Linked DNA regions of Homo sapiens: all the other regions are linked to region 2. A link is an interaction called in ENCODE POLR2A ChIA-PET data of the cell type or tissue named here. Cell type or tissue: MCF 10A. All regions are shown on one strand.

The links. Peaks named below come from ENCODE experiments on the same cell type or tissue, not always from the same donor. Only the 100,000 strongest peaks of a DNase experiment are listed, where the experiment ranks them.
Region 1: POLR2A ChIA-PET joins it to region 2 with 8 read pairs; 3 of 35 experiments call an interaction of 5 or more read pairs at or near these places.
Region 3: POLR2A ChIA-PET joins it to region 2 with 5 read pairs; 1 of 35 experiments calls an interaction of 5 or more read pairs at or near these places.

What each region holds. Positions count from the first base shown.
Region 1 is chr1:153,372,512-153,380,511 of GRCh38, forward strand. S100A12 (S100 calcium binding protein A12) reads right to left here and starts at 3,110. Exons shown (of 3, transcript NM_005621.2): 1 at 3,041-3,110; 2 at 1,944-2,101; 3 at 1,200-1,456. The coding sequence starts at 2,081. The coding sequence ends at 1,316. It also overlaps the pseudogene LAPTM4BP1. RefSeq lists a silencer at 7,873-8,000. In MCF 10A, no CTCF peak of the experiment used is centred here; a DNase peak (open chromatin) is centred at 3,140.
Region 2 is chr1:153,487,429-153,495,428 of GRCh38, forward strand. No RefSeq gene overlaps it. Among named protein-coding and RNA genes, the nearest start is that of S100A7, 31 kb to the left of the region's middle. In MCF 10A, a CTCF peak has its summit at 7,664 (motif pointing left); DNase peaks (open chromatin) are centred at 1,523, 3,023, 3,393 and 7,643.
Region 3 is chr1:153,118,047-153,126,046 of GRCh38, forward strand. It overlaps a transcript of SPRR2F not described here. Among named protein-coding and RNA genes, the nearest start is that of SPRR2F, 8.5 kb to the left of the region's middle. RefSeq lists an enhancer at 4,739-5,482 and a silencer at 4,938-5,027. In MCF 10A, no CTCF peak of the experiment used is centred here; DNase peaks (open chromatin) are centred at 4,985 and 5,265.

The DNA of each region.
Region 1 (8,000 bases), 110 kb before region 2:
TTACTTTTTTAAATATGGTTTCTAGTAAAGTTTAAGTTATACATATTATATTTCTCTTAGACAGGATTGCCCTGGGGAATCTCTTCTTAGCTGATCTCTTAGCTTCCATGCTTGCCTGTGCTCTATAATCTGTTCTCCACGAAAGCAGCCAAAGTAATCCTTCAAAGCATAAATAGAATCATTTCGCTCCCCTGGTCAAAACCCCCCAGTGTCTCCTTAGCACATTTAGAATAAAGTCTAAAGTCCTCCCCATGGTCTATAAGCTGCTGTTATCTGCTTCCTGATACCTACAGGCTCATATTCCCCACCACTCCCCATTTCAGTCACTGTACTCCAGGTATACTGGCTTCTGTGCTACTCTTTGAGCAGGTCAGGTATGTGCCCACCAAGAGCCTTGGCTACTCACTGCCAGGAACTCTTGGCCTCTAGATAGCTGCAAGTCACTCTTCTTCATTTCTTTCAGATTTCTGCTCAAATGTATACCCTGACCACCCCATCGAAACCAACATCACCTTCCTTCCCTTTCCACCCCAACTCTACTTCTCTACTTTAGTTTTCTTCATATAACTTATCATTAACTACTATTGTATCAATATGATCACACCATGTCATATCATATTATATTATATCATATATACACATATATATGTATATATCATATATATACATATATATATGTTTAAAGACATATATATATGTGTGTGTATATATATATGTGTTTAAAGACAGGATCTTTCTATGTTGCCCAGGCTGGAATGCAATAGCTATTCACAAGTGTAATCATAGCACACTACGGCCTCAAACTCTTGGACTCAAGCAATCCTCTCGCCCCAGCCTCCTGAGTACTGGAACTACAGGCACATGCCATGATGGCCAGCCATACAATATATTTTTATTTGCTTGTCTATTTATTTATTTTCTATTCTCTCCCAAATAATATGCAAGCTCTAAGAGGACAAGGACTTTGTGTCTTTGGTCTCTGATGCTCAGAGAATATTTGTTGAGTGAGTGAATGAATGAATGAATGGTGGACATTCAATAAATAATTCGATAAATAAATAATTGGTGATCAAATGAACAAATGGGGCAGGAGTTCTAAGGGATCTAAATCAGACTGCCAGAAGAGCAGGGGTAAGGTGTGATCAAGTTTGGGAACCGCAGGCATGGAAAGAAAAAAGTTCACAGACACTATTCAGAACTTTTCGTGAGTGTGTTTATTAACTCTTACTCCCCACGGGCAAGGCTGGGTTTTGGTGAGGGAAAGAAAAGACCCTCATTGAGGACATTGCTGGGTAAAAAGCCTTCAGAGAGCTACCTACTCTTTGTGGGTGTGGTAATGGGCAGCCTTCAGCGCAATGGCTACCAGGGATATGAATTCTTGAAAGTCGACCTGTTCATCTTGATTAGCATCCAGGCCTTGGAATATTTCATCAATGACAGCTTTATCTTTGATATTCTAGGAAAAAAGGACAACAGAGACCTTGAGTTCAGAACCTCCACACAAGACCCTTTCTTAGGCCTCTTATCCCTCAGAGCTCGGGTTGTGAAGGCCCAGGCACATTAACTCATTAGCCAACACTGTGTTGGAGAATCCAGTGTAACAAAACAGAGAACACAATGGTCATGAACCACCCTGGAATTAACAAGGCTTGACCTGGAAGGTACTCTTCTGCTCACTCATTCAACCCCTCCCGTGCCCTGCCTCTCTCCATTTTACATATGAGGAAACAGACTCAGAGAGAGGAACTGAGTAGAGCCTTAAGTGAGTTATTGAGAGAGGGAAGCAAAGGACCTCTCCCACAGCAGCGGGGAGAGCATCCTTTGGGAGCTCAAACTGGGGCCAACCCCACCCCAGTCCTTGTCCCACCATCCTCTGCCAGGCCTTGCCACTCCCCTCAGTGCAGGGTCATGGGCAAGTTTGCAGTGAGAGGGGCATCACCTACCTTGATGGTGTTTGCAAGCTCCTTTGTAAGCAGCTGCTTCAGCTCACCCTTAGAGAGGGTGTCAAAATGCCCCTTCCGAACTGAGTATTGGTGGAAGATATTGACAATTCCCTCCAGATGCTCTTCAAGTTTTGTCATCTTCCCAGCCTAATGTTAACCTTCAAGGAAACAAGGGAAGTCTAGAGGCAGTTTCTCCCCCACCCCTCAACCTCCACTCTCCCCTCTCTTTCTGAATCAAGGGCCTAAAGAAAACATAACATCCTCCATATCTATTTTGTGGTCTCTGCTCTGTTTGATCCATGGTGAACTTCTCATGTGTGGATAGGATGGGGAGGAGAAAACATATAATACTGTCTAACGTCTAAAAAAATCAGCCTCAGTTGCCCATGTTCCATACCACCTCATCCACCGGGGTGCATAACTTGGAGGGTATTGCTTACTCAAGGTCCCTTGGGAAGGGTTCTGTGATTGGCCAGGCTGTTTGCTTTCCTCAGGTGATGGCACTATGGCCACATATCCCCCACAAATGGTCCATAACCCACCCCTGCTTAGCCATTCTTTTTTTGTTGTTGTTGTTTTGGGTTTTTTGTTTGTTTGTTTGTTTGTTTTTGAGACGGAGTCTCACTCTGCCGCCCAGGCTGGAGTGCAGTAGGGCGATCTCGGCTCACTGCAAGTTCTGCCTCCCGGGTTCACGCCATTCTCCTGCCCCAGCCTCCCGAGTAGCTGGGACTACAGGCACCCGCCACCACGCCCGGCTAATTTTTTGTATTTTTTTAGTAGAGACGGGGTTTCACCATGTTAGCCAGGATGGTCTCGATCTCCTCACCTCATGATCCGCCCGCCTCGGCCTCCCAAAGTGCTGGGATTACAGGCGTGAGCCACCGTACCCGGCCTGCTTAGCCATTCTTAAATCATGGGACTGAGTCTACATAGCACAACAAGAGCTGATCTACTTGGGTCCAAAATGCAATATCACCCCAGAGGTGCTCAGGCAAGTGGAGGGTTGTGGTTTCCAACACCTTGTGATTTCAAAGTGGTCACCTGCAGTCACTACCCTGTGGACCACCTAAGAACCCATCCAAGGAAAATGCACTTACCCCTCAATGCACAGGAATGTGGAGCTACAGCAAAAAGCCAGCAGTGGTGAAGGGCACTGAGCCAAGGAAGGTTTTATAATCAGTTCAGGCTTCATCTTAGCCCTTGGGTGAAGAAATCTCTGATTCATCTTGAGGCAATTTATGTAAAGTACTCTGTTGCTCAATAGAAGCTTCAAACCTGTGGCTTAGGCTGCCACAGGAGCAGCCCAGATTGTACCCAGACTGAATTTTGCCCTCCTGCTCAGCCTGAAACAAAATCACCCCCACTCCACCCACCCGCACAGGGGTGCCCTGAACCTTTTTTAGCCCTGAGCCAGGGCCCAGGTTTCAGGTTTAGCTCTACTCCACTGCTCCCTAATAAAAGACTAGGAGAACAAACTTTACAGCCTGAGTGTCTTGTTTTAACAGATGAGGTTACCAGCTCTTCAGTTTTGGCAAATGGAATATCAACTTAAAGATCTTTATGCAGCTAAGGAGATAGGTAGGGAGACCTCCTCCTAAGTCGTTCTGGGATGCAAAGTTCATCACTGGAGCAGAGGATCAGTTTTCAAAATAGATTCCAAGGTTTTCAAAAAAGGAGAGAGCAATGCTACTATGCCTCCCCTTTGCTTTCCCAACTTTCTAACTTGGCTGTTACAAAGACCTAGAAAGCTGGAGTAGGGTAATCATTGTGTGTGAAGAAAGTTCACCATGCCTAGGTTACTTTACCATGTTCATGAGTTCAGTAAGACAGAACATTCACACGAGTTTTAGTAAAGCAACTTTATTACTCACAGAGAGGCAGCAAGGGACAACAGATGCCCAGGATTCATGGAGAGGTGGTCCTTCAAGATTCAGAAACCTGCCCAAAATGGATTAAGTCTCATCTGTACATTCCCCATGTCGCACCAAAGCTAAGGGACATCCAAAAGCACTCTGCCCTTGGTTTATGCCTAGAGGTCAATAAGATTGCTGAGCAATCAAGGCCATGCCAGAACCTGTGCTGCCATCTACCCCACAACACAGATATCCCCCTTAGCAAAGCTAGTTCATTTCATGTGCCCACCGACCTCTCTGGATCTGGAGGCAAAAGTCTGTCTCTCCGATCCATGTGTCACCTTGACTGACACAATCTCAGTGCAACATTGTTAAGCCATTGACAGTATTTGTTTCACTAGGCCCAGGAGGACACCACCAGAGCAGGATGATCAGGCTTGTGTAAATCAATGACAATGACCAAGGTGAATCTCAATCATTTTAGGAGGTTTATTTGGCCAAAGTTAAGGATGCGTGCCCAGAGGTAGGTCTACGTCTTTCTCCAAAGATGATTTTGAGGGCTTCAATATTTGAAGGAGAAACAGTGGATATTGGGGGAAGAGGAAGAAATATTTTTTAAATGTGTCAGTAGATAAGAGACAAGTGATTGCATCCTTTTGAGTCTTTGATCAATCTTTCACTGAATACACAATTTTCATGTGGGAGCGGAGTAGAGGAAATAGTCACTTATGCCTTCATCTGGCTCAGTGAATCTGCATTTTTACATAAGATAACAAAAATAGGGGAGAGGAAGCAATCAGATATGGATTTGTCTTGGGTGAGCAGAGGGATGACTTTATGTTCTGCCCTTTGTCCCACACCTGTGAAGATAAGCTGTCAATTACACTGCCAGGGTGAAATTCAATAGAACTGTTTTAGGGTAAAGATCTTGAGGCTCACAAGGAATTTCCTTGTGGGCAAGTTGTGAGATTGGTGTATGGCTTTTTATCTTTGTAGCTATCTTATTTAGAAACCAACCTGGGTGGGGGCAGGCTTGCATGACCCATTTCCCAGCTTGACTTTTCCCTCTGGCTTAGTAAGTTTGGGATCCTGAGATGTTTTTTTTTTTTCACATCTGCCTGGAGAAGGGACTAGCCCAGGATCCCAGCCATCCAGGCAAGAGGTTGCTAAATGCGGATCACGAGGTCAGGAGATCGAGACCATCCTGGCTAAGATGGTGAAACCCCATCTCTACTAAAAATACAAAAAATTAGCCAGGCATGGTGGCAGGCACCTGTAGTCCCAGATACTCAGGAGGCTGAGGCAGGAGAATGGCGTGAACCCACAAGGCGGAGCTTGCAGTGAACCGAGATCGCGCCACTGCACTCCAGCCTGGGCAACAGAGTGAGACTCCCTCTCAAAAAAAAAAAATAGAAATCAAAAAAGCAGGAACACAGCCTCACATACAAATATTAACCTCCAATGTGAATGGCCTAAACACTGCACTTAAAACACATACCTTGGCAAATTCGATTTAAAAACAAGACCCATCCTTCTGCTGTCTTCAAGCACCTGTCTCATGTGTAATGACACCTGTAGATTCAAAGTAAAGGGATGGAGAAAGATCTATCATGCAAACAGAAAACAAAAAAGAGCAGAGGTTGCTATTCTTGAATCAGATCCGATAGACTGTAAGCCAACAACAGTAAAAAAGGATAAAGAAGGGCATTACATAGTGATAAAGGGTTCGATTTAACAAGAAAATTTAACCATCCTAAATAAATACACACCCAACACTGGAGCACCCAGATTTATAAAATAAGTACTTCTGCATCTAAGAAAAGATTTTGGCAGCCACACAATAATAGCAGGGGACAACACCCCACTGACATCAGTAGACAAATCATCAAGGCAGAAAACTAACAAAGAAATTATGGACTTAAATTTGACACTTGACCAATTAGACTTAATAGACATCTATAGAACAATGCACCCAACAACCACAGAATATATATTATTTTCATCTGCACATGGAACATACTCTAAGATCAACCACATGCTCAGTCATAAGGCAAATCTCAATAAATTCAAAAAAATCAAAATCATACCAAGAATCTTGGACCGCAGTGGAATAAAAATAGAAATCAATACCAAGAGGAACTCTCAAAACCACACAAATAAATGGAAACTAAACAACTTGTTCCTGACTTTTGGTTAAACAACAAAATTAAGGCAGAAATCAAAAAATTCTTTGAAACATACAAAAATAGAGACACAACACAACATATCAAAACATCTGGAATGTAGCAAAAGTAGTGTTAAGAGGGAATTTTTTTTTTCATCTTGGATGTGGGCGAATCTCATTTTAATTGCAAAAGACTTCATTCACAGCACATTCAATAATGGACCAACAGGAGAGTTGCTGGCTTTTGAACATATGAATATATAAAAATACCTTGCAACTTAGGTAGTCAAGATAATAAGTGCATAAAAGGAAAGCAATCCTCATTTTTCTGAAAACTTTTACATTTTAAAAGGTGACTAGGCATACTTGGAAGTTCAAAGCTGTAGAATGTACCTTGCAGGGGAAGAAGGAGGAAAATCCTTTCCATGTTTTTAGGTAAATATATAACAAATATATCCCAATTCCACTTGATAAAGTCAGTTGCATGACTTCCTTGAACCAGGCTAGGGCAGAACACTCAGTAAAAGCAGGCCCTGGGTGGGGATGTGAATCCTGAAGAGGAGCACCAGATCCCACGCAGCACTAAACACATCAGTTTTACCCTCTAACATAGATGAGGCACGCCGCCCCATGACCCTGGACAGGGGATGCAGGAGAACAGACATCAGGTGGTTACTGCTCCCACTGCCTGGTGCTTTCCAATGGTTTTAAGTCAGGCCATGGAGAAAATCCTTTACCACCAAACACAAACTGCCATTGAACTTGTCATAAAGGATGTTATGGGGGAAATTCTTGAAACACATACATAAGGACTTCTATTTACCTAATTAGAAAAATGATTACAGAATTGGCATTCCTGTTTTCGTAAGATTTTGTTCTCTACATTGGAAAGGTTTAAGAAAAGTTGTCTATTTTTGGTTTTATTTTACACTTTCAAAAGAGAGGGAACAGAGAGAAACGTATGACTAACTGCCCAACTTTGGGGTCCCACAGGTATGAAAGCAGACTTCTCTGACTCTAGGTCCATCTAGATTTGGGGGAAGTTTACATTCCTAGGGAGGGTTAGTGAAGCCTGTTACACCCCCAATCCTACAGAAAGTATTCTACAGCCAATCTATCACAGTGTTCTAACAAAGCATATGTTGAGGAAAACTACAGGTTTCAACCTAACATCTAAATCTTAAAAAGTAGCACTTCGGCAACAAACAAGCGCAGAGAGCTCACCTGAAAAGTGAAATAACATGACTATTGCTCAGATATCTGAAAAGTCAAGCTGCTGCCCCCAGCTCCGCCCACTCAAAGGCTTAGGCAGACACCTAGGGTGGCGGCGGCTCCTTGGCAGCACCTAGGGTGGCGGCGGCTCCTTGGCAGCACCATTCACAGTGGTATCATCATACCGGGGTAGGAGCACCTTAGTGTCATTGCTGGTAACATAAACCAGGACATCGGAGGAGTTCCTGCCGTTCATCTATCTGCAGCAGTTCCAAACACAGCTAATCAAGTAACCCTTAAAAGTTAAGATAATGCTAATAAACAGAAGAATAATAAGGACCAAACAGGTGGATTCACTGACATGACATCATCTCTGTAGGGAAAATTAGGAGGCAGTTGTCGTATGTATTCCTGAATGGAGTTTGGATAAACAAGCACAGTGATTGCAACCAAGGTGTTCAGAGCAAAATCAAAGATCTGGTAACAGGGCCAGGTGCGGTGGCTCACGCTTGTAATCCCAGCACTTTGGGAGGCCGAAGGGGGTGGATCAGGAGGTCAGGAGATGGAGACCACGGTGAAACCCCGTCTCTACTAAAAATACAAAAAATTAGCCGGGCGTGGTGGCTGGCGCCTGTAGTCCCAGTTACTCGGAGAGGCTGAGGCAGGAGAATGGCGTGAACCCGGGAGGTGGAGCTTGCAATGAACTGAGATCGCACCACTGCACTCCAGCCCGGGCGACAGAGCGAGACTCCGTCTCGGAAAAAAAAAAAAATCTGGTAACAGAAGAATGGGATGATCCAGAATGCGTGTTGCCTGTATGCTTCGTAA
Region 2 (8,000 bases):
AGCCTGGGCAACATAGTGAGACTCCATCTCTACAAAAAAAAATAAATATATTTAGCCAGGTGTGGTGGTGTGCACCTGTGGTCCCAGTTACTTGGGAAGCTGAGGTGGGAGGATCACCTGAGCCCAGGAGTTTGAAGCTATGGTGAGCCATGATCCTGCCACTGCACTCCAGCCTGGGCAGCAGAGTGGGACCCTGTTTCTGTTTCTTTTTCTCTTTTTTTTTTTTTTGCAGTGGTGGGATCTCAGCTCACTGCAACCTCTGCCTACCAGGCTCAAGCAATCCTCCCACCATTATCCAAGAACTCATCGCCAAATCTAACATTGTTAAGCTTTTCCCCTGTTTTTAAAGAGTTTTATAGTTTTCGCTCTTACATTTAGGTCTTTGGTGATGGTTTCTATCTTAAGCTGGTGGGTAATCAAGCATTCCTTATGTTATTTGTTACATTGCAGGGGATGTGGGGGAGTGTGGGTTCTCTTTTGCTGTGCCTGCTTTTCTTACATTGCATGAAACACAAGTCCAGTCAAGTTCTCTCTGCCATGGTCACTAGTATTACTGCCTAGAAGATCATCTTATGTATATCTTACTGAGGCCATTGTCTTCTTCTCTGTCTCTGAAATGGAGCAAGAAGCAAGTAAATCTCATCTAGAGAATGGGAGTCTTACCAGAGGCTGGGAAGGGAAGAGGGAGAGGGGAATAAAAAGAAATTGAATGGGAATTCAATTGCTGGGAAGGGGAGAAGGAGAGGGGAATGAAAAGAAATATATAAAGGGTTATATAGAAGGAATACAGAATACAGTTATATAGAAGGAATAAGTTCTAGTATTTGATAAGTTCTAGATACTAAGTTCTAGTATTTGATAGTACTAGATAATACAATAGGGAAATTACATTAACAATAATTTATTGTAAATGTGAAAATAGCTAGAAAAGAAGAATTGTACTGTTTCTAACACAAAAGATAAGTATTTGAGGTTATGAATATTCCAATTACCCTGATTGGATCATTACACACTATATACCTGTATCAAAACATTACATGTACCCCAAAAATATGTACAACTAGGATATATCAATCTTTTTTAATTCTTTGGTGAGCTGGTAGTGTTAGACAGCAATCTTTAATGACCAGTACTGCTCCTTGCGGAGCAGGACTAACTCATAGGCAGCATGCCCAGAGTCAGCCATGATATATCCATTTTTTTAATACAAAAAAAAAAAAGGGTCTTTGCCCTTATCCAACTGCTAACCACCCAGGACACCAAAAGCTCTGAGCTAATGACTGGGAATGAGAGACCAAGCCGACATCTGTCTGGGTAGATGGCACTGCCCTCCAGCACCCTCCTCCCTGAGTCTCCTGCACTACTGCTTGCCCTGGAGTCACTAGGAAGGAAATCCAGATAGGGCTGGCTTCCTCATACAAGGGCTTGAACACAGTATGAAAAACACAAATTAGAAAGCTCTGGAAAGTGAGTACACCCTGGAAGGAAGCCCAGACATACCAGAGTCTTTATCACACTAAAATCACACGTGCCAAGTGCCAGGCTCACGAGGCAAGGCCTGTGTGTGCTGGAAAGATGTGTGAGACACTGCCCTTGTGCTAAAAAAAGCAACGCAGTTGTGGAGGCTGCAGTGTATAAACCCGTAGTGAAGAGCACTAGCCTTGGGGGCCAAAAATCACAGGTTTGAACCTGGTTCCTCTACTTCCTAGCTATGTGGATGTGACAAGTTACATCTCTGAGCCTCAGTTTCTCTGCCTGTAAAATGGAATAAAAAATATTCAGGTCAGGCGCGATGGCTCATGCCTGTAATCCCAGCACTTTGGGAGGCTGAGGTGGGCGGATCACCTGAGGTCAGGAGTTCGAGACCAGCCTGGCCAACATGGTGAAACCCCATCTCTACTAAAAATACAAAAATTAGCCAGGCACAGTGGCGGGCGCCTGTAATTCCAGCTACTCGGAAGCCTGAGGCAGGAGAATCGCTTGAACCCGGGAGGCGGAGGTTGCAGTGAGCCAAGATCGCACCACTGCACTCCAGCCTGGGCAATAGAGTGAGACTCCATCTCAAAAAAAAGGCTTTACATCTATGAATGTATTTAATCATTACAACACATTTAAAAGGTAGGAGCTATTATTATCACCCCCACTTTACAGATGTGAAAGCTGAGGCACTATAGGATTATGTAATTTGCCCAAGATCACACAGGCAGTAAATGGTCACACCTGGATTTGAACTCAGGCAGTCTGGCTCTAGAATCCTTGCCCTTAATTGCTGGACTCTGACACCTAGTTTAAACCTGTTTATTTTTAGCTCTCGTGCTACCCACCTTGTGAGCTGTGACTCTACAATAGCAGAAGTGACGGTGGTAAAGGCAGTGGAGTGGCTGTGGTAGTGGCAGCGGAGTGGCGGTGGTAGTGGCAGTGGAGTGGCGGTGGTAGTGGCAGTGGAGTGGCGGTGGTAGTGGCAGTGGAGTGGTGGGGACAACAGTGCGAATCACAATCAGGGAATTCAAGGGCACAAATGGGAACATTCAACCACTGCCATGAAACTGCAAAACTTGAAGGCTCTAACACTGAACCTTCAAATTTATTAAAGTTCTATCTCAATCCTAAAATTAAAGCCATATAGTGGCCTTTTCCTCCTGAACCCCGAGGTGGGGTGGTGCAGAACACTCCTGGACAAGTGGGATTGGGCCGAGTTCACTGCAAAAGGAGGGATGAAAGCGGCTTTCCCGAATTCCTCACCCACCATCATTCCTCCCGTCTCAAACAGGAGGACGAGAGAGTCAAATACTGAGCAAGGTAAATGGAATCGCCACTTTGGGAACTCTGGATGCATGCCACTTCCTTTCCCCGGGAGGAAAGGCCCCTCCAGGCCTACCTGGTCCTGGAGCTGGACAGGGCCCATCCAAGAGTCCCACCCTGAGGGCGGGAGCCGCCACCTGTTGTCAAGTCTGAAAAGCCACCATCTGGGCTTCCTTCCCAGGGATTGATTCATCCTTACGTCTGTCCTGGCAGCCTTCGCAGATTACAAAACCCTCTTTATCCCATTTAGTTTTTATGACAGCAGTCAGAATGGTGACTTCATCTGAGCCCCAGCCAACCTCACGGTGTAATATGAATCCCTCCTAATGACGAAACGAGACATTATCCCTTTTGCTTTGATTTTTCACTGTTGCTGCTGCTGCTGTTAGGCCCTGCACCTGGCAAAAGTAAGTGCAATACTCATCTGGAAGTGAGTGATTGAAAACTCTAGACAAAAACTCTGCAAGCAAACCAAAGAGGTTAATTTGTCTGAAGACACAGAGCTAACAGAGGCTAACAGAGGCTGAGCTGTGATTCACACAGCAGTCAATCTGACCCCACAGTGCTGCTGTTTCATAGATGACGAAAACAAGACTGGGAGAGGTGAAGTGGCTTGCCCAAGCCGCAGGGCTGGTGAAGAACTGAAGGAGACTTAACTCAGAGCTCCAGATCCCTAAGGCAGGCACTCATGCTTTCTTTGAAGAAATGGGGGACTCCACTGACTTCTGAGAGAGGAAACACCTACGCAATCCGCTGACAGTCTTGGTTGGCAAGCCACAGAGTGTGACACACAAGATAGAAGAGGGAGGCACTGAAGCCTCCTCAGTTGTCTTGGGGTGGGAGGTCCAGGAAACCCCACCATCACCCCTCAGCATGTTTGAAGAACCCCATCTCCAGCCCAGGACCCCATAAGCCTTTCACCAAATCCCTTCCCAGCCCCTCCCCGCCCCCCACTCAGCACTCATGATCCCTCCCCTCTGCCAAGCATCCCCACCCACAAAGCCCCTCACAGTCAGCCCCTGACTTCCAGCCTAGCCTGGTCAGAGCACTGCCCCTCACAAAGCTAGGAACTCCCCAGCTGGGGCTGCTTCTTCCCCATCAGGCAGACATCTGCCGTTGCCCTTCTGCACCCCTCTCCTCCCACTGCTAAGGGCAGGGAGTTCAGACCTGGAAGTTCAAGAGAAAGAGATGAGTTCTTGTCTCTACCCCTCCCCAGGTCTTCATTTCTACCCACTCCCAGGAGTGTCCGGCCTCTGGGGAGTTTTTCCTCATAGAGGAAGGAGGAATATGTTGCCCAGGAGACAATGCCAGCCTCCACTCTGTGAATTCAAGGTGAATCCTCGTGGTTGAAACTACAGGAGGAAAAACAGAGACTGAGGTGGCTTTGGTCTCGCCGTCTAAGTAAACTCTAGCACAGGTGCCGTGGGGTGTCCCTCACACAAAGCCAAAGCACTCAATCTACAGTGCACCTTGAACCCACCACACAGGTATTCTTAAACACAAGAGCTTGCCTCCTCTTTCCCTGCAAACCCCAAGGACTTGGTCTTCTTGCCTCCCCTCTGCAGTAATTCTGCCACTCCTCTGTTCCTTGGGTTTGCAGTAGTCACTGCTGGTCACCAACCATCCACCAGTCCCCTCTCCTTCCTTCTTGCTGGCAGACCACACCTTCCACAACAAAGGCCAACAATGCCAAAGACTTGGTCTCCAAGCCTCCTGTGCCTCTAGAAGTGGCCTAGATGGGACCTAGTTCTGGCTGGTGATATGAAGGAGATGTCTTCTGGAGAGTTTATGAGAAAGATTTTCTGCCTTTCTCCAAAAAAACAAAAAAAAAAAGTTTTGGGAGAAAAAAAAAAGTTCCCTGCACTCCCTATTTACTTTGTTTTGGTTTTTGTTTTGTTTTGGTTTGTTTTGGTTTGGTTGGTTTTTTTTGAGACAGAGTCCTGCTCTGTTGCCCAGGCTGGAGTGCAGTGGCGCCATCTTGGCTCACTGCAACCTCCTCCCCCCGAGTTCAAGCAATTCTCCTGCCTCAGCCCCCTGAGTAGCTAGGACTACAGGCATGCACCACCATGCCCAGCTAATTTTTTGTATTTTTAGTAGAGACAGGGTCTCACCATGTTAGTCAGGCTGGTCTCGAACTCCTGATCTCAAGCAATCCACCTGCCTTGGCCTCCCAAAGTACTGGGATTACAGGCATGAACCACTGCGCCCACCCCTATTTACTTTGGACATTGTCATGGAAGGAGCTGTGCTTATTGCTTCTCAAGAAGAGAGAAAAGAATTACCGTGAAACTGGAATGGTTGAGCTGCAGGGATCTCTTATCTCTAGATTTCTTATTATATGAGATAATAAACTTATATTTATAATCCACTTTAAACCAGTTATTTTATTTGTTTACAACTGGAAGGATCTCAAATGGTACAAATTTCCTTTTCCAAGACTATTCCTATTCCAAGAATAATATTCTTGGAATTCCTATTCCAATATTCTCAGAATTTCCTATTCCAAGAATAATGAAGGGACACTCAATCTCCAGCCACCCTCTCTGTTGCCACCCAGAAATTGGACATAATCCATAAGTCCCAACCAGACACTCTCTGGCCAAGGGGTCCACTTGGGCTGAACTCCTGCCTCCTGCCTGTATCACTAGGAAAAGAAGGGATTGAGCAAATATATGGAAAACGGAAGATGGAATCAGATAATGAAACCCCCATGAGAAGTTTGGGGGTGAGAAAAATGATGCTTGAGTTATTCCACTTGGCTTTTTCCACTGATGCAGCTTGGCGTGACACCTCTACTATTTTCTCTCTTTTTTTTTTTTTCTTTTGAAATGGAGTTTTGCTCTGTCGCCCAGGCTGAAGTGCAGTGGTGCAATCTCGGCTCGCTGCAACTTCTGCTCCCCAGGTTCAAGCAATTCTCCTGCCTCAGCCTCCCCAGCAGCTGGGACTACAGGCACAGGCCACCACACCCAGCTAATTTTTGTATTTTTAGTAGAGACAGGGTTTCATCACGTTGTTCAGGCTTCTCTGGAACTCCTGACCTCAGGTGATCTGCCCATCTTGGCCTAAAGTGCCGGGATTACAGGCGGGAGCCACCACGCCCAGCCCCCTCTACTATTTTCTAAATATCCAGGTATGTGACTTCTTCCTTCTGTGACTTCCTCCTCTTTATTAAATCAGCATACCAATTCTAACCCCTCCAGCCCTTGCGTGTGAGGCCCTCCACGGCCCACCCCAGGCATGTTCCTCCCCAGGAGCTGTAGCACAGTCTGCTCCAGTCTGACAGGTCTCACGGTGGCCACCTTCCGAGCCCAGATCAAGTCCTGTCAAGTCCTGCTTGCTCTGTGAAGCCTCCCTAACCACAACAACCCTTCTGCCCTCTACCTTCCACAAATGCTTGAGATTGTATTTCCTCCATCACTTTATCCAGTCTTGTAATTACACAATCATCATCATTTGGCTACCATAAATGTTTGTTTCGTGTAACGAAAACCAGGACCCTACTCTTGAGGTCATGGCCCCAGAGCAAATAGCTGGTGAGGCCACCCTGGCTTGCAAATTCTCAGCCCATGGGAGCAGGCTCTGCCTGCCTCAATTCTGAATCAAAGAAGGACATGTTCACAAAGACTTTATTTGTGAACAACATGTTTTCCATCACCATGCCAACACAGGCTTAATCTTCCATCATCCAAAGCAGCACATCTCATAAACCACAGCTAACATCTTTAACAAACAAAGCGCAGCTTTTTGTGACTGCTTTCACAGGTCTTAGGGTATCATCTCTGCTATCTGCACCACAAACACTATCTCTGGCCACTTCAAGCTTTTCTACATCTACCTCCAAAATAGAAATCTTTATATAGTCTTCTCTACTAGAATCTATAAATTAAAAATTCTGAACTGCATTTGATGCCTACATGTCAGCAGGGGCCTCTCTGTTCGTAACTACCACCACCCTGCCCTGATTCCACCCTGCACCCCCCGAATATGTCCAAAGCCCTCGCCAAGATTCCCACAAATTACAGGAGTCTGTATATTCTGGTGCTCATTTCTGCCTATGGAACCTGTATTCATGCATGAAATATCTGGCCTATACCTTGAGCCACATGCAAAATTCAACCCTTATCTCAATTTCCACCCAACACAAAACAACACAGATGGAAAACATCAACACATTCATGAATGTAGATGATGTTGTTAAATATCAGGATGGGAGATTCTCAGTGAAGCATCATTTCCATCTAAAAAGGAAAGCCACTAGATTTTCCTGAGGTTAGAGAAAATTCAGAGTGCAGCAGAGGAGGAGAGTCTTCCTCAAAACCAAGTGCCACTAAGGGGCATGGAGGCAAAGGAAAAGTCAACCCCCCCACCCCTAGGCAGGTCCTGCTTGCTAGGGGCTGAGCTTCTGGTGAGCAGAACCTTGGCATGGATGATGTCTGATTTCAGCAACAAAGAGGGGAGCTGGAGATTGAGTGTCCCTCCCTAATTAGTCTTGGAAAAGGAAATTTGCAACAGTTGGGAGCCTTTTGATTGCAAAAAAAATACATTAATTGATTTAAAGTGGATTATAAATAGAGGATTATTATTTCATATAATGAGAACCTAGACATAAGAGGTCCCTGGTTTGGTAAATTCTGCAGCTCAACCATTCCAGTGTCTCTGTAATTATTTTCTCTCTCCTCAAGAAGACCATGCAGACCTCCCCTGCCAAAGCCAAGGTATGAAGCAGGATGGCACCTTCCCAGCTCCCACCAAGCCCCTCCCCACCTTCCTTCTGAGAGCCCTTTCCATCAAACCATCTCCTCCCTTTTCCCTCCTTCCTCTGCCTGCCCTCTCCTGCTAAGGTCTACTCCGCCCCCTGCTGGCCAATCTTGGCAATGGCCTAGGTCTATTACGAGACCCTTCCCCTGGTCCCACCCACTTTCTAAATTAAGAGTACTGATGTCACCCCTCACCCAACCACTGCTCCCAGGAGGCCAGGGGACACATCATTGACTTCTTGCCATCAGACTGGAGGTGAAAGAGGGGGGATCAGTTTTGGGGTCACTCTGACCCACGCAGGGAGAAGCTATGGTGATGCCCTATCCTTACCGTGAGACTAGGAGCTCCTGTGGTCATGAGTGGTCTTCCCCTGAAATAAGAGCTCCCTAGAGGTCACTCTTTGGTTAGGGCCACAGGCTCTCATTCTGAGTCCCTCGGGC
Region 3 (8,000 bases), 370 kb before region 2:
TAGAAATTCATGTAACAGATTTCAAAATATGCCCACAAAAAATAACCTGGATTCAAATGTTTATAGTAGCTTTATTCATAATTTCCAAGAATTATGATCCACCAAGGTGTCCTTCAGTAGATAAATAGATAAATAAACTGTAGTATATCACACCCATAGAGTGGAATACTGTACAGTGACAAAATGGAATGACCTATCAAGACTCACAAAGACATGGTTGAATTTTAAATGCAAATTGATAAGTAACAGAAGGCCGTCTTAAAGACTACATACTTTAAGGTTCCATATATGTGACTTCAGTAAAAGATAAATTTACACATCCAAAGAGTTCAACAAACTCCTAGTAAAATAAATTCAAAGAGAGCCACACGGAGGCACATTATAATCAAACTATCAAAGAGAGAATATTCAAAGCATCAAGAGATAAGTGAATCTTCATATATAAGTGATCCTTAATAAGACTGTTGACCAATTTATCATCAGATGTCTTGGAGATCAGGAGGCAGTGGGATGATATAATGAGAGTGCTGAAAGGAAAAAATGGCAACCTAGAATTTCGCTTCTGGCAAAATTGTACTTAAAAAATGAGGGCGAAATTATAACATTCTCTAATAATCAAAACCTGAGGCGGTTCATTGCTCCTAGATTTCCTGTGTGAGAAATGATAAAGAGAGCCTTTTGATTTGAAGTAAAAGGATGCTAGAGAGAAATTTGAAACTGTATGTAGATATAAAGGTCTCTGGTAAAAGTACATGGGCAAACGTAAAAGCCAGCATTATTGTAATTTTAGCTTGTAACTCCACTTTTTATTTTCTACAGGATTTAAAATGCAAATTCATAAAATATAATTATAAGCCAAAGTTAGTGGACATGCCACGTAGAAAGATGTAATTGGTGAAATCAATAACATAAAAAGGGGATAGACTTTTGTCAGAGTTGAATTTTTTATGCATTTACAGTTAAGTTGGTGTTAATTCAAACTAGATAACTGTAACTTTAGGATGTTATATATAATCCCCATTGTAACCCCAAAATAAATATCTATAGAACATATACAAAAGGAAAAATAAACACAATCAAAAAGTTTTTCTACAAGGATCAACTGAACACAAAATCAAGCAATCATGGAAGAAATGAAGGACAAACAATATACAGTAAATGCGGAAGGAAGACCTTCGTCATCAATGATTACTTTAAATGGAATTCCTTGAATGGAGAATTAAACTTTCTAATCAACAAACAGAGATTGGTGGAATGGATAAAAAAGAAAAAAGATCCAACTCTATGCTATTTAAGAGAGACTCACTTTACATGGAAGACACAACGGTTGCAGAATCAGGAGAACCAGAAAGACCACGGGGTAAAAGGAGGAGGATTTATTGAATGCACTCAGACCCAGAAGATTAACGTCAGAAGATGTGCCAAGAACAAAGACAGCACTTAACTTTTATACACACTTTTAAAAGGGGATGGGCTAGCTTGAAGCAGGCTTACAGTGGCGTGAAAGTGAGGATACAGAGGCAGAACAAAGACAGTTAATCAAATTTTAACAGGTTCATAACTCAGGATTACACATGACTGTTGCTATGTAACCAAGATGGCCGTTATCTAGGTTTGCCCTAGTGCCTAGCACAGCTTATTCCATGACCTTCACTACAGCGCCCAGGTGGCCATAATTCAGGCCTGCTCAGACAGCTCATGTCCTTCACTGTTCCACTTAGACAAAACAGAATACTTGAAGTTACTAGATACAGAGAACAGGAATCTATAAACTTATACCATAAAAGAAAGGAAAATTTGTTTTTCTCCTCCCTGTGTTGAAAGAGTGCTGGGAGGGTCTCCAGAGTAGATTTCTTTGTGTACTAGCTTCTTAGATAATGTTTATCAAGGCTTTTCCTGGGTCTGGGCTGTGCCTGTTGCTGCCTCTGAGATAAGTCAGCCTAATACAGGAAAGCTTATTTCTTTTTCTTTTTAATTTTATTTTTCTTTCCTTCCTTAATTTCCCACCTCACAAACAGGGTGAAAGTAATAGGATGGAAAAGTAAATTCTATGCAAATAGAAGCCAAAAGAGAGCTGAGGTGGCTAAACTAATATTTTGTAAAGCCATACTTCAAGTTAAATACCATTATCAGAGACAAAAAAAGACATCATATATTGATAAAAGGATCAATTTACCAAGAAGATATAGCTATTATAATCATACATTCACTAAATATCAGAACTCCAATTAATATATGAAGCTACACTGAAATAAATTTTTTAAATAATTGACAGATCTATAATAAAAGTTGAAAACTTCAATATTTCACTTTCAATAATGACTAGAATGACAGAAGTTTGAAAAAAAAAAAGATGATTTGCGAAAAAGTATAGACCAATTAGACCTAAGAGGCAAATAGAGAATACTCCACCCACCAACAGCAGAATCCACATTACAGTTTTCTCAAGAGAACATGGAACACTCCCCAGGATAGATCATATATTATATTATGCTGCAAAACAAGTTAATATATTTTAAAAGACTAAAATCATACAAAGTACTTTTCCAGTCATGATGGAATGAAACTAGAAATCTATAATCAAAGAAAAACTGGAAAATTCACAAATTTGTAGAAATTAAACAACACACTCTTTAACAATCAATGGGTCAGAGAAGAATTCACAGGGAAAATTAAATACTTTGAGACTACTAAAAACAAAAGCATGTCATACCAAAACTTATGGGTTGCAGCAAAACAGTGCTAACGGAAATTTGTAGCCATAACCACATGCATATTTTAATGAAAACAAACACCTCAAATCATTAACCTCATATTATATCTTAGGAACTTTAAAAAGTAAAGCATAATAAACCCAAAGCAAGTAAATAAGAGGGAAGAGAGTGAAGATACATAAAACAAAGGACAAGCAATCAATAGGGAAAATCAACAAAACTAAATGCTATTTATTTGAAAATGTCAACAAAACTGACAAATCTTTAGGTAAATTAAGAGAAAAACAGATGTAAGACTCAAATAAATAAAAATTTTGCAAGTGTGAAATTTACAACTGATTTTACAGAAATGAAAAGGATTTTAAGAGAAGACTGAAAAATTCTATGTCAGCATATTGGATAACCCAGTTGAAATGAACAAATTCTTAGAAATACACTATTTATCAAACCAAATCATGAAGAAATAGAAAATCTGAATAGACTTATAACATGTAAGAAGATTGAATCTCTAATCAAAAACCTCACAGGAAAAAAGATCTAAAGCAGAAAGATTTACTGGTGAATTATGTATCAATTGTAACTCAAAGCAGGGAATATTTCCTGACTTGTTCTGAGACCAGCCTTCCCTGGATACAAAAAGACACTATAAGAAATGAAAACTACAGATCAATGTTTCTCATAACATTAATGCAAAAAATCCTCAAATAAATTTCATGCACCAAATTTAGCAACATAATTAAAAAGGATTATACAACATGACCAACTGTGATTCACTCCCCAATCCAGGAATTGCTCAGCATAAGAAAATCAATTAAGGTGATATACCAAATTATCAGCAGAAGAAAAAAAAAAGATGATCCTCTCAATCAGTGCAGGAAGAGCATTTCATAAAATTCAACCTTGTTTCATAATTAAAAAAAAAAACTGCCAGGCACAATGGCTCACGTCTTAATCCCAGCCCTTTGGGAGACTGAGGTGGGTGGATTGTTTGAGGCCAGGACTTTGAGACCATCCTGGGCAACATAGTGAAACCTCATCTTTACCAAAAATACAAAAATTAGCCAGGGGGTGGTGGCATACACTTGTAGTCTCTGCTACTCAGGAGGCTGAGGTGGGAGGATTGCTTGAGCCCAGGAGGTCAAGACTTCAGTGAGTTGAGATAGTGCCACTGCACTCCAGCCTGGGCAATAGAACAAGACCCTGTCTTAAAACAAACAAAAAAGGCCGGGCGCGGTGGCTCAAGCCTGTAATCCCAGCACTTTGGGAGGCCGAGGCGGGTGGATCACGAGGTCAGGAGATCAAGACCATCCCGTCTAAAACGGTGAAACCCCGTCTCTACTAAAAATACAAAAAATTAGCCAGGCGTAGTGGCGGGCACCTGTAGTCCCAGCTGCTTGGGAGGCTGAGGCAGGAGAATGGCGTGAACCCGGGAGGCGGAGCTTGCAGTGAGCCGAGATCCCACCACTGCACTCCAGCCTGTGCGACAGAGCGAGACTCCGTCTCAAAAAAAAAAAAAAAAAAAAAAAAATAGTCAATAAACTAGAGATAGAAAGAAACTTCTTCAAACTGATAAAGGCCATATATGAAAAAGCCCTGCTAACATCAAACTTATTGGTGAAAGATCAAAAGCTTTTCCTTTAAGATCAAAAACAAGATGGGGATGCCCACTTTCTCAACTTCTAGTCAACATACTATTGAAAGTTCTAGTCAGTGCAATTAAGTAAGAAAAAATAAAAGGCATCCAAGTTGGAAAAGAAGAAATAAAATATTTCTGTTGACAGATAATATAATCTTGCATGTAAAAAAACTCTAAAATATTATCCCAAAATCCCCATTAGAGCTAATAAACATATTAAGAAAAATGAAGATTTGCTTCAATAAAGTTTTCTTCTATACTACCAACTCCTACACATAAATAAGAAAAAAAATCCTAATAAAAATTATGTAAAAGGCATGGGAAATTTTTTACAAATAAAGAAACAGTCAAGTGAAATACAGGGGAGAGGAAGCAGCAGAAAGAGCCCTGTGGACACTCTCAGTCCCCAAGGAAGACATTTCTGACTTTGTCTCACAGGAGTCCTTGAGGAGGGCTGCCAGTGGAAGTGGGGAAAGACCACAGACAGAAGGAAACTTCCAGCTGAACTTTGTAACAATTTCAACTGAACATGAAGTTTCCTGGACGGAACCCGGGGGAGGGGGTGAATGTGAGCACAGCAGCTGCAGCAGACAGGGAGGTGTGAAACCTGAGAGCCCTGCTTACTTTCTCAGCAGGAAGGCTTGTAGCCAGAGGCAAATTCTCAGCCCTGCTCACCTGCTGCCTGGAAGTAAACCCAGTGCTATTAGGGAGGCACAGTGGGAGTGAGTGAGACCAGTTTTTCAGGCTGCATGGGAGCTGAATGAGGCCTGTAACTGCTGGCTTTCCCCCACTTCCCTGGTGACCTGTACAACACAGCAGAGGCAGCCATAATACCCCTGGGAACATAACTCCATTGGCCTGAGAACCACACCTCATCCCCACACAGCAGCTGCAGCAAGCCTCACCCAAGAAGAGTGTGAGCTAAGACATGACTAATCCTACCCTAACCTGATGGTCTTTCCCTACCCACACTGGTAGCCGAAGACAAAGGACATAATCTCTTGGAAGTTCTCTGGCCCTGCCCACTGCCTGAGAAAACGAAATACTTATCTGGTATCGGGGGAAATTCACCCCAGATATTTCACATAGGTTCTTTTCTATTTTCCCTAAGTGTCAGCTTGTCTGAGAAATAAAGGGACAGAGTACAAAAGAGGGAAATTTTAAAGCTGGGTATCTGGGGGAGACATCACATGTCAGCAGGTTCCGTGATGCCCCCTGAGCTGTAAAACCAGCCAGTTTTTATTAGGGATTTTCAAAAGGGGAGGGAGTATACGAATAGGGTGTGGGTCACAGAGATCACATGCTTCACAAGGTAATAAAATATCACAAGGCAAATGGAGGTAGGGTGAGATCACAGGACCCCCAGGACCAGGGCAAAATTAAAATTGCTAATGAAGTTTTGGGCATGCATTGTCATTGATAACATCTTATCAGGAGACAGGGTTTGAGAGCAGACAACCAGTCTGACCAAAATTTATTAGGCAGGAATTTCCTTGTCCTGATAAGCCTGGGAGCGCTATGGGAGACCGGGGCTTATTTCACCCCTTAACGACAACCATAAAAGACAGCCATCCCAAAGCGTCCATTACAGAGGCCTCCCCTTAGGGACGCATTCTCTTTCTCAGGGATGTTCCTTGCTGAGAAAAAGAATTCAGCGATGTTTCTCCTATTTGCGTTTGAAAGGAGAGAAATATGGCTCTGTTCCGCCTGGCTCACAGGCAGCCAGAGTTTAAGGTTATCTCCCTTGTTCCCTGAACATTGCTGTTATCCTGTTCTTTTTTCAAGGTGCCCAGATTTCATATTGTTCAAACACACATGCTCTACAAAACATTTGTGCAGTTAACGCAATCATCACAGGGTCCTGAGGCAACATACATCCTCCTCAGTTTACAAAGATGACAGGATTAAGAGATTAAACTAAAGACAGGCATAGGAAATCATAAGGGTATTGATTGGGGAAGTGATAAGTGTCCACAAAATCTTCACAATTTATGTTCAGAGATTGCAGTAAAGACAGGTGTAAGAAATTATAAAAGTATTAATTTGGGGAACTAATAAATGTCCATGAAATCTTCACAATTTATGTTATTCTGCCATGGCTTCAGTCGGTCCCTCCATTCGGGGTCCCTGACTTCCTGTAACAATCCAGGCAACCCTGGGGCAAGCTTGTATCTCCCCTATACTACTGCAGCTGATGCTGTCTGGAAAGTGCCACCTCCTGTTTGGAGGCCAACAAAACACAAAACCAGCATGCTAAACAAAACTACAAGTAAGGACCCTCACAGAGTCTACTTCACTCCTCTGCTACCTCCACTAGAGCAAGTGCTGGTATCCATGGCTGAGAGACCTGAAGGTGGATCACATTACGGGACCCTGCAGACACTCCCCAGTACCAGGCTGGAGCCCAGTAGGTCTGCTGGGTGGCTAGATCTAGAAGAGAGATAACAATCACTGCAGTTTGGCTCTCAGGAAGCCACATCTCTAGTGGAAGTAGGAGAGCACCAAATCAAGGCAGCACCCCATGGGACAAAAGAATCTGAACAGCAGCCCTTGAGCTCCAGATCTTCCCTCTGACATGATCTACCCAAGTGAGAAGTAATCAAAACAATTCTGGTAACATATCAAAACAAGGTTCTTTAACACCCCCAAAAGATCACACTAGCTCACCAACAATGGATACAAACCAAGAAAAAAATCTCTGAATTGCCAGAAAAAGAATTCAGAAGCTTGATTATTAAGCTACTCAAGGAGGCACCAGAGACAGGTGAATACCAACTTAAAGAAATTTGTAAAGCGTTACAGGATATGGATTAAAAAATCTCCAGAGAAACATATAGCATAATTAAAAAACAATCACAACTTCTGGAAATGAAGGACACATTAAGAGAAATGTAAAATACAATGGAAATTCCCAGCAATAGAATTGAACAAGTAGAAGCAAGAACTTCAGAGCTCAAAGACAGGGCTTTTGAATTAACCCAATCCAACAAACAGAAAGAAAAAAGAATTTTAAAAAATGAGCACAGCCTTCAAGAAGTTTGGGATTATGTTAAATTACCAAACCTAAGAATAATTTGTGCTCCCAAGGAAAAAGAGGAATCTAAAAATTTGGAAAACATATTTGAGGGAATAATCCAGGAAAACCCCCCTGGCCTTACTAGAGATCTAGACATGCAAATACAAGAAGCTCAAAGAACACCTGAGAAGTTGATTGCCAAAAGATCATCACCTAGACACATAGCCATCAGGTTATCTAAAGTCAAAACAAGAAAGAATCTTAAGAGCTGTGAGGCAAGAGCATCGGGTAACCTACAAAGGAAAACCTATCAGGTTAACAGCAGATTTCTCAGTAGAAACACTACAAGCTAGAAGGGATTGGGGTTCTATCTTTAGCCTCCTTAAACAAAATAATTATCAGCCAAGAATTTTGTATCCAGCAAAACTAATCTTCATAAGTGAAGTCTTTTGCAGACAAATGCTGAGAAAATTCACCACTACCAAGCCAGCACTACAAGAACTGCTAAAAGGAGCTCTCAATCTTGAAACAAATCCTCAAAATATACCAAAATAGAATCTAATCTCCTTAAAGCACAAATCTCACAGGACATATAAAACAACACAATGAAGAAAAAAAAGGTATTCAGGCAACA